Linked DNA regions of Homo sapiens: region 1 is linked to region 2. Evidence: read pairs that join two places in POLR2A ChIA-PET (ENCODE). Cell type or tissue: GM12878. All regions are shown on one strand. Links, peaks and the distances in the headings refer to the core of each region. The heading gives the core; the rest is flanking DNA. Region 1 has its middle 130 kb from the start of LINC01814. Region 2 has its middle 31 kb from the start of LINC01814.

The links. ChIA-PET counts read pairs that join two places held together with the same protein. Peaks named below come from ENCODE experiments on the same cell type or tissue, not always from the same donor. Only the 100,000 strongest peaks of a DNase experiment are listed, where the experiment ranks them.
Region 1: POLR2A ChIA-PET joins it to region 2 with 5 read pairs; 4 of 35 experiments call an interaction of 5 or more read pairs at or near these places.

The regions. Positions count from the first base shown.
Region 1 is chr2:8,453,920-8,459,297 of GRCh38, forward strand. No RefSeq gene overlaps it. Among named protein-coding and RNA genes, the nearest start is that of LINC01814, 130 kb to the right of the region's middle. In GM12878, for the core only: no CTCF peak of the experiment used is centred there; no DNase peak of the experiment used is centred there.
Region 2 is chr2:8,549,736-8,555,113 of GRCh38, forward strand. No RefSeq gene overlaps it. Among named protein-coding and RNA genes, the nearest start is that of LINC01814, 31 kb to the right of the region's middle. In GM12878, for the core only: no CTCF peak of the experiment used is centred there; a DNase peak (open chromatin) is centred at 2,248; H3K4me3 peaks cover 792 bases; H3K27ac peaks cover 416 bases.

The sequences.
Region 1 (5,378 bases), core at 57-5,056, 96 kb before region 2:
ATTATTGCCATAAAGGGATTCATGGAGGAGAAAGAATTTCAGAAAACATCTTCAGGACTTGCACCTGAGAATGCAAGGGCATTCCAAGTGAGAACAGGTGCAGCCTGGCGGGCCGCATACGCGCTTCCTGCTGGAGACATCCCAGCCTGACCCGCTGCCCGGCACTCACTCATCAGAAGCACATAGCACGCCTCCGCCCAGCCCTTGGCTTCATTTGGGTATTCCAGAGATTTTCCTTTGACGAGTCATGCTACACTCGGATACGCATGGAAACTGATACAACCGCCATACTTTCCATTGTTTTATGTTCAAAGAGCTGGGGGTATGTTGATTGATAATCTCCTAAAGCTGCATTTCATATAAACTTGGAGCTAGTACTGACTAGACCTAGACCAACACCTCCAGGAATAGGTTGCCCTTCAGTGCAGCCCTTGCCAGGGTAAACAGTTTATGATACCGATGTTCAGATCCAGTTTCTTCTAAAACACAACCCAAGTTTCACTATCCCAAGCTGTCTAAAGACCTGGAAGCTCCCATGAAGTTAATCAGTGATGCCAATGTGAATCCACTAAGAAATGGGAACCCCAGAGCACACATTAGCAAAGGGTGTCCAGTCAGTCTCGCAGTGAAACAGGTCAATTATATTTTCTCCCTCACTGTCTCTTTTTTAAAAAATAAGAAAATTCCAAGTCACATACCAATAGCTGGATTAAGATATATGGCTCAGCCAAACAACACAGCAGTGAAATGACCGCCGCAGGCCCTCACCACATGGGCTGTGCCTCCCAGCCCCCATCCTAAGTGCTTCACTTACATTCACTCATTCAACCCTTACACCCACCCTGTGAAGCTGAAACTGTTATTATCCCCAATTGGCAAAAGAGGAAACCAAGGCACAAAGAGACTTAAGTCCTACAACTAACGATTGGCAAAGCCTGGTTCCAGCCCAGACAGTCCAGCTCCCGACTCCACATTTTTGAACACAAATATTCAGGACGTGCAGCCAGACAGCCCCAGGTGGCAGGCCAAGGATGACAGAGTTCCAAAGTGAAGGGAGAGGATTTGCAGAAGCATAACAGCTGTTACACAAATGCTATAAAATCTGCCCAAAGCCACAACCCTCTCCAAGACAGCAGCATCTCACCACCGCACACCCAGTGGATCACAAGATTCGCTCTTCTCTTTCCTCCATTCACCTGTCGCCCAGTCTTGAGACACCCTAGCACCATGGTGCATCCTCACATGGGTGAGCAGGGCCACTGCAGCAGGAAGAGGGGCCCCTGCTTTATGGAGACCAGGAAAGTCAGCGGCTCTAGTGGCTCTCTTAGGGCCATTCCCCAGGGAAGGCCCGCCGGAGTCCAGCACCCCTTAAAGTTCCTCTGGACGTTCCCTGCAAAGTGTAACCTAAGGCTGGGTCCTGGCCTGGATGCCTGCTGTCTTGCCTGGCCTCCACCACACTCAAAGACTGTGAGCTGTGACCAGTGGAGCCGGGGTATTGCCGCAATGACTCCCCGCTCACAAAGACACAGGAAAAGCACCAGGCTGGGGAGATGGCCCTGCGCCTGCCTCCGCCTCCCATTTGGAAAACACACAAAGAAAGGGAAATGGTGCTGTCCAAGATCAGAGCAGACATGGCCAACCAAAGTAGCAGACAAGGAGATTTCATGAGCTCAGTGGGGTTCTTCCCCATGTCGATGGTCAGCGAAGAGTTCAACATTTTCATTAAACACCAGAAAGTATGTCTTGGAGAATTACTGGTGAGAAACCTTCTAACAGAAAAACTTTTTTGGTGTTTTTTTTTTTTTCATCTTGACCCAGATACTAAATACCACATAACTGACACGGCCCCCTTGGAAGGCCCTCTTCATGTTGACCACAGTGCTGAGACACTCAGGGTTGTGCTCAGACCTAGAAGTCAGGGGCAACTGACTAACAGAGGCGCTTAGGCAACAGCGCCTGTCTTCTGAGGATGCTTAGAATATTTTTTCCCAAGTTCTTTGAAACTAGGACAGGCTCTCTCCGACAGTGCGATGGCACACGGAGGGGACGCTGCCATCTCAGAGGCCATTCGACACTGGCACTGTCCTGCCCCTAACACTGGTTCCCCTGGTTCTCCGGATCTCGCTGGGAGGGGACAGCAGGCAGGGACGCATCCCAGCCTCCCCTATTCACCGTTTAGCACAGGGCCAGGCAACAGAAGGGACTCTCACAACGGGCCTTATTAGAGCACAGTGCACACTCAGCAAAAAAAGACTTTCTTCAAAGGGTTCTGGGCAGGAAACGTCAAAGAATGAAGTATCTTGATAAAGAAGGCAACCAAGAAAATGAAAGCAGTCTGCTTTCGGAAACTAAACCACCCTCCCGCTTCCAACCCGGCAAGCCCTTCAAAGGCTCCCGCACGCAGGCCTGTCTGCAGCATTAACCCAAAGCCAGGCTTCTCCCTGCCCGTACAGAGAGCATCAGCAATGCTCCCACCGCCACCCCACCCCACCCAGGCCTGCAGCCTCACCAAGCGGGAGAGGGGCCGGGGGTGCTGCAGAGGAGGCTGGATAAGGCCGGTTTTCTTTGTAAGGTAGCAGATCCCTGAGATTCCCTGCGGGCTCTTCCAAAGCGCGGACTCTGGCCAGAGTTCACGGCCCCTCTGCAGAAGCTTCAACCACGCTGTTCACAAACCCAGCTGAGCGCTCTTACCCAAGGCTGCAACATCCATCATCCGCTATTTCACGGCTCATTTTGGGGACCTAATTTGGAGATGGGCAATGGGCAAGTTGCCCACTAAGCCAAGGGAGAATAGAGGCGCTTAAAAATTGTATGACAAGAGGTGCTTTGTGGCCCTCCACAGACTTGGGCAAGAATCACGCGGACCGCGGGCAGTGGTGCCCACCGAGAGCACCTGGAAGGGCCAGCGTCAGGGGGCGCGCTGGTCAGGCCCCGTCAGGCCCCGACTGCAGCCTCGTCCACTGTGAGGCTGGGGGGACGCCTAGTCGCTAGCTTCCCCGGTCTGGGGCCGCGCTGTCTGAAACCTCTCCAGAGGGGAAACTGAGTTCTCTCAGCTGACGAGGTTTCCAAGAACCCCAGTCCCCAGGGCCCTAGAATGCTGGCTGTGGACCGATGGGATTCTTAGACCCGGGTCACCTGCGTCAACAGCCCTGGGCTGGGCGGAGGGCAGCCCCGCACCTGCACCTGCCCGGCCGCCTAGGGGGTTGGAGGTGGCTCCACCGGACTCCTGTCGGGGCGCAGCCCGGACGCGCCCGGCGGGCGTGGAGGCCGCTCCCGGGCGGGGTAAACGGGCTGGGGCGCGGGGTTAAGGGGCGGGGTGGGGCGGAGGCTGTCTCCCGCCGCGCCTGCCTCGGATGAGGGCAGCACCTGCTGGGCCGCTGAACGCCCTCCCCTCTCTCTACTACCCACCCCACCACCACCCCGAACACCGCCGCGCCGGCTTCTGCGCTCCCTGGGCCCGATGCGGGGGACGAGACGTGGGTGCGGGAGTAATGGAAGGTGCAGGGGAGGTCGGCGAGGGGGCGGGGGTGGGTGCAGGGAGGGCTGAGCCCGCTGTGCAGGTCTGCGCAGCAGCCAGGCCACCCAATCTTTGTGTTTTTTTTACCAACTTTACTGAATACATATTTAGGAGCATGCATACATACATACATACATACATACATACATACATACATACATCTTTTTTTCAGCCTTTCAGGAAACAGAAAGAAGTGTTGAGAAATAAGTAAGGTCTCCTTTACGTGCTGAAATTGATTAAATAAATAACCGAAGAAGCGCCAGGGAGCATCCTGAGCCCGGGTTTGCTAGCCTTCCTCCCCGCGGTGGGTGAACCCATAAAGTGAAATAAAACATCCAGGCCGGAACCAGCGAAGGCGACGTGGAGAGATGCGACTGCAAACACAATCTGCCCCCAGGAACACCTCCCCCCTCAGCTGGAGGTGTGGACAAACAGGAACCAGCGATAGCATTCTTAAAAGGTTAGATAAGGAAGGCAGGTGCAGCCTACCTGGTATTTATCTTCTTGGCTTTTACTTCCTAGAAATATTTATCCTTTATTACCTACTGTACTATATTTAGGACCTCATTGGGTTTCCGGCCGTTTTCTGTTTGGACCGGTTTTTTTCTTGTTACCTTGTTAATATAAGCACGCAGGTTTAATTCCGTTTAAGACTTGTGAAGGATTCTCACCCCTACCCCCATCCCACAGTCTGCCGTCTTACCAAGTCAAGTCAATTTCACAGGTGTTAAATAACATTGAATAAGAAATATATAATCAGCATAAAAATTAAGTGCTGCATGACAACACAGGAAAATACCTCATATTCTGCCTAGTTTCTATAACATTTCTGTGAGCGGCCAGGGATCCTGGCCCCACTATTGCAGTATTTATTTTCGTACTGGTTTTTCATGTATTACTTGAAAATCCTAATTTCCAGCTTAGAGAAGGAATGCATTTCAAATGCGACGTGCCAGCAAGTTGAAGGGCTGGAGAGAAGATTTAAGTCATTTTTTTTCCTTTCTCCAGACTTTCTACTCCAGGTGGGAGTGGGGTGGCTGTTCTAATGGGGTCAGGTTTGAGACTAACGTGCATTTATTGGCCTGCCCCCACCTCTGGTTTTGTAGGTTGTTTTTGTGTTGAGAGCATATTTCATACTGAAATGAGAATTACCACCTTCCTCACACCGCTACTCACATGCACAGAAGACGGGGAGCATGAATGTCTGATGCTCATGTTCTCACAAGTGCCAGCCAGAAACAAGCAGGACACCAGCCCAGACCCCGCACCCCACATGGGCCAGAGCCAGTCTGTGACCAGACCTTCTGCTGTAAGCTGTCGTAACGGAGTCCCAGCTCTGAAGTGATGTCAGGACTCAAACTCAGGCCCCTGGGCCTTAAACATTTGGGCATTAAATCCCATGCCCTCACCACCTAAGCTACACTGACTTGACCCGGCAGAATTTTGCAAGGAGTTGCACACTAACTGGCATCCATGGCATAAACCACATCAGTCATGCAAGTGGAATTTTCAAAAGCCAGAATGAGTTCCCAAACTTTGACTTGGCTCTCATAATCCTAGTGGTCCCTTCCACTTTAGGAACATCACGTCCTTCCCAGGCTGGTCATACAGGTTTCCTGCCACTACTCTGCATACATGCACACACATGCATCTGATACTTCAAATTCACCCAGGCATTCTTCTCAATAACTGATGCCCCAAAGCAATTGGAAATAGAAAGTAGTGACTTTGGACCACTTTTTGATTTCATTTGGCCCTTTAAACACTACTTATTTTGATGAAATAAGCGTGGTTATTCAGTAACCTAGGCTGTATCCAGTGCTGCGTCCTGATCAGGCTAGGTGTTCAGTAAATATTAATT
Region 2 (5,378 bases), core at 246-5,245:
AAAGTCTAGCTAGGGCCTTCCCCGCTCTCTTGTTCCCTGTCTCACCATGTGACGCACCTGCTCCCCTTCACCTTCTGCCATGAGTGGCAGCTTCCTGATGTTCTTGCCTAAAGCAGATATGCCAGCTCCCATGCTTGTACAGCCAGCAGAACGGTAAGCCAAATACACCTCTTTTCTTTGTAAATTACCCAGCATCAGGTCTTCCCTTACAGCAATGCAAAATGGACTAACACAGTTGGGAAGAGAAGAGGTGACACATCTGAGACCCTCAGAGAACAAATTCAAGAGTTTTTAATGGAGAACCAGAGTGTACAGTGCCAAGGAGAGGCCAGCAGGTGCTGGGGCAGTAAGAAGAAGCTATAGGTGGGATGGGCCCTTGGCTGGCCTTCAAGGGTAGACAATAGTAATCGTGGGGATGGGAGCTGATACTGACTGAGTGCTAACACGATGCCAAGCGATGTGCAGGGGCTACCTTATTTAATCCTCACAGTCACCTCATGACACAGGCGTTATTCTTATTCCCATTTTACAGGTGAAGGGACTGAGGCACATAGAACCAACTAATTTACTTAAGGTTGTGCAGCTTGTAAATGGCAGAGCCAGGATTTGCACACAGGCATCTGGCTTCGGGGCCAGTGCTCTTCAACACCACCAGGAGAGTTTGGATGTGTCGGCTATCTATAGCTGTGCAATGAATTTCCCCAAGTTCAGCAGCCTAACGCAACACAAGTAGATTATGTCATAGTCCCTGTGGGCCGGGGACCTGGGAGTGGCCAGCTGGTCCCCCTGGCTCCGGGCATCTCACAAGCTGCAATCAAGCTGACAACCTGTGGTCATCTCGGGGCCTGCTTGGGGTAGGATTTGGTTCCAAGCTCACTCACATAGCTGTTGGCTGGAGACCTCGATTCCTTACATGGGGGCCTGTCCCGAGGCCAGTGACTTCCTTCAGGGTGAGTGACCAAGCAAAGGCATGAGTGACAGTGAGCAAGACATGTGGCCTCATCACGGAAGCGGCATATTGTCACCTTTGCTGTAGTCTGTGGTCTATCCACGAGAAGCAAGTCCTGAGATCCAGCCCACGCTCCAGGGATGGGCACGATGAGAGGCTGTGACAACAGCAGTGGGGGTCACCAGGCAGTCCTAGAGGCTGCCGGCCACACGGGCCCATGGAGGAGCCCAGGTCACAGACACCACTGTCCTTAGTTTGATTCTTCACCCAGGAGCCTGACTGTGTTCCTTAGGTAATAATAATAGCCCCAAGGGGAGCTAAAACTTGATTCCCAGTCTGAGAGATTTCTTCCTCCTGTTCCTCCCAGAATCCAAGTGCCAAATCAGACGAGCACGTCTTAAAGATCATCTGCGCGCTCGGCTATGTAAAGAAACACAAGCGTATTTGTATTTCGCTGGTGTCAGGCCGAAAACTTGGCACCATCCCTCACTCCTCCGCTCCCTTGCCATACGATTCCAGTCAGCCCCCAATTCCTCTAAAGCAGTGATTTTTTTCATCTCTCCTTTTCTCTTTGACTGCCCTCAATGAAGAGAAACCCTAATGGTCCTGGCGTTTCCACTGCTCCTTCAGTCACTCCCAGGTGTCATGATAAGGGCCCTGTCATACAGTCCTAATTGCTGTTCAAAGACCATCCGTGGCTCCCACAGCCAACAGGCAAGGACCATGCTTGAGTCTGGCCTGCAGGGCCTTCAGCTTCACAGCCCGGCCCACTCCCCACACCACCCCCTGGCTCCAGTCCCCCGGTCCACATGCCTGGCACCTTCCCACTTCTAAGCCTTCATCTACCCCTTTCCTAACCCTCAAATGCTTTTCCCATTCTTCTTACCCAAATCCTGGTGGCCCTTCAAGGTCAAGTTCATGCCCTCCCTTAATTATGAATTTTTCCAGATGACTCCAACTCTTCAAGGCTGGACTTGGCAAGAGGCAGTGTGTGTTCAGCGGGATCAGTGAAATCAAAACACTCATGACCACAAGCCAACTGCTCAGAAAATCATCTGGGTTTGCCTCCCCATGCCTGCACCCTGCTCTTGTCTTCACTACCTGGTGACTCCGTATGGGTCACCTGGACTTAGCCTTCCAGCTCTCCTGGGGAGCAGTTCTCAATTCCCTTCCCTCTGAACACCTGCTTCTATGCAGCCCCATGTGACTACTTTCTCCCTCCCCCAAATCTCCTTCTCCCCGGATCCGTTCTCACTACCCCACCACACCACCGTCAGGGCACAGCCCTCTCTAGACGCCCACTGCAGTCACTGTCTGGAAGATGACTCATCACATCCCCTCAGACCCCTGTGTAGTTTTCGATCTTTCTATCTAGTTCCCAACGAGACTTTGAGCACTTTCTTGACAAGTCCAATTCATCTCTGAATCCAGAACAGGGTGGGGACAGAGGGCATATACACATAATCCCAGGAAAGACAAAGGTGAAAATTGTCCATGGATATACCTTTGCGGGAAAAAAAAAAGAATACACTGAAGTGGCTTTACTCTATCTTCTTAACATTCAGAAATACAAAGCTGTCTTTCCACCCACAATCCCGGACTATAAACTCAGCAGCACACGCACAGAGGGTGTAGAGAACAATGGGGGCGAGCACAGGGAGGGTGCAGCCGAGTCCCCCTTTTCCACACTCGGGGGTGAGACAGCGGGGCCTCAGATGCAGATGTGAGAAGCGGATGTGAAGCAGATCTGGGAGGGCCTCAGCAGCCTCACACAAGACCTCCTGACATCAGCATACACCCCGTCTTCCCGACAAGTTTCCCTTTTCCTGGTCCCCATTAGAGAACACCCACATTACTCATTGCACAGTTACCGTTGAACTTTCTATTCTGACGTTCTCTTTTCACACTCGTTCAGAAATACACGCTGGTACCATTTCATTTGCTTTTAAATAGCACGCCGAAGAGGAGACATGCCCAGTGGTCTCCGAGTCATGCCCCACAGGATCCAGGTCATTTGCCTAAAAGGCAGAAGTCAGACCTGGTGAAAGCTCACAGGTAACAGCCGGGGGGCCGCCCTTGCACCTGGCATAGGCCTCACCAACCAGGTGCCTGTGCAGAGGTCTCTTAACTGTTTAAACTAAGGTAGGTTTTTCTGAAAAGCAGCCTCTCTCAGATTTTTTGGCCTCAGGACCACTTTGCCCTCTTAAAAATTATTCAGCATCCTCAAAAGCTTTTGTTCATGTGAGTTTAGATTTGATGGCATTTGCTGTTTTACAAATTAAAACTGAGAAAATTTTAAAATATGTATCAACTTGTATCAAAAATAACAATAATTCATGACATGTAAACATAAATTTCATATTTTAAGAAAAATAACTACATTTTCTTTCTTTCTTTTTTTTTTTTTTTTTTTTTTTTTGAGACAGAGTCTTGCTCTGTCACCCAGGCTGGAGTGGCAGTGGCCCAATGTCAGCTCACTGCAACCTCTGCCTCACGGTTTCAAGCGATTCTCCTGCCTCAGCCTCTCCAGTAGCTGGGGTTACAGGCGCCCACAACCATGCCCAGCTAATTTTTGTGTTTTTAGTAAAGACAGGGTTTCATCATGTTGGCCAGGCTGGTCTCGAACTACTGACCTCAAGTAATCCATCTGCCTCGGCCTCCCAAAGTGCTGGGATTACAAGCGTGAGCCACCGTGCCCCAGCCACTATACTTTTCAAAACAAAAATATCAGTGAGAAGAATGGCAATAATTTATGCCTGTTCAAAGCTCCTGGGTGTCTGACTTAGAAAACAGCCAGGTTGTCAGATCTGCTTCTGCCCTCAGCCTGGGCCATTAGATCACTTTAGCTGAGGCATGTGAAGAAAATTCAGCCCGAAACAAATATGTAGCTAGAAAAGAGGGACATGTCTGTAATAGACTTTTCAGACAATTGTGGCTATTCCTCTTCCATACTATACCAAAATTCAAATCATGATAGTTTCTCATAGGTTAGCTGCACTGTTGAATGAGAACCCATCTCACCTATTTTTTTTATATGACTACATTAAAATCTATTAGCTATCCTGCACTTTGAATAGATCATTTGTTTACCCACTCATGATTTTGCAATAAATGTATTGGTCATTTGGCAAATATTGATTCACTGACGTGTGATCTATCAAACGTCAACACATTTCATTACACAGCCAGTGCATTAATATGATCATGAATTCCATCAGAAAAGTCCGGAGGTGTTAGGAAGCTATCAAGCTCACAGCAATGGATACAAGTTTTCTAAAATTTTAATTTTCACACGAAAGGTCTAATTGTATGGCAACAGATACTATCAGTTATTTTTCCTGAAGCCACAGGCTTACTTCATTTATTTTCAAGAAAATGTCTGCCAAATATCCAAGTCTGGTTAACCTAGTTTAGGTTACAGAAGTCCCTCTCAGCTCTAAAAGGCCAGCCTCTTACAGAAAGTTCTGAGGGTCTTAAAGTTCAGGGCAAAGCAAAAAAGAGACCTCCAGGGAGATATTCCCTGCAAGCAGCTCCCAACAGCCCAGGGAATGACGATTAATTTGAACCGCATTTTCCCAGGGCATTGGTAAGAGGTCAGCCTACTCCACAGCTGATCTCTAAATCCCAAACCCAGCATCCAGTGTAGAAATGATGAAAATGGCCAATACATTCTTCTGGCAGTTGGTGCAGTGCTCAGTGCATGAAGGTTGAAGTAACCGTGCAGTGTGGGGCACCAGCCAAGACGCCGTTTCTACCTGGGGGCTGTCTCACCGTGCAGGAGGCGCGTTTGCTCCACAGTTTACTGTCAGCATCATACATACAGGTAACCAAAACCCTTGTCAACGGCCACAGGCAACCATCAATAGTGAGCACAATGTAACCAACGAAGGCTGGGGTGTGAAGAATCCAGCCAGCCTGATAGGCAGGGCACCATGCTGCAGTCAGGAGACCTGGGTTCCGGGGCCAGCCCTGCCTCCAACATGCTAGGGACCATGGCCAAACCACTTAATGTCTTTGCATGGGCTTCTTTGCCCTATAAAATGGTCAGGGGTGAGGTAGATGAACTCAACAGGTGCTGAAATTCTCCTCTAAGAAGTAGAGATATAATTACAAGATGTCAGCGCATAATATCATGTGTACCCACCCTAAAAACTCCATGAACCCCCAATGGACACACAAAAAAAATCATTGCTTACAGGTAATATTACTTTCTAACCAAAGTTTTATTTTAGAAATTTTAAAATATTGTCATAACCGAGAAGAAAAGTCTGTAGGATGGCAGGTGATGTTGGAGCGGGGTTAAACAAATAGACCACTGGGACATGTTAGAGTCTAGAAACAGATCCATTATAAATGGAAATTTAATATGTGATAAGGGAGGCTGAAGCAGCTTTAAAACATATCCACAAATTATTTGACATTTCTCCCA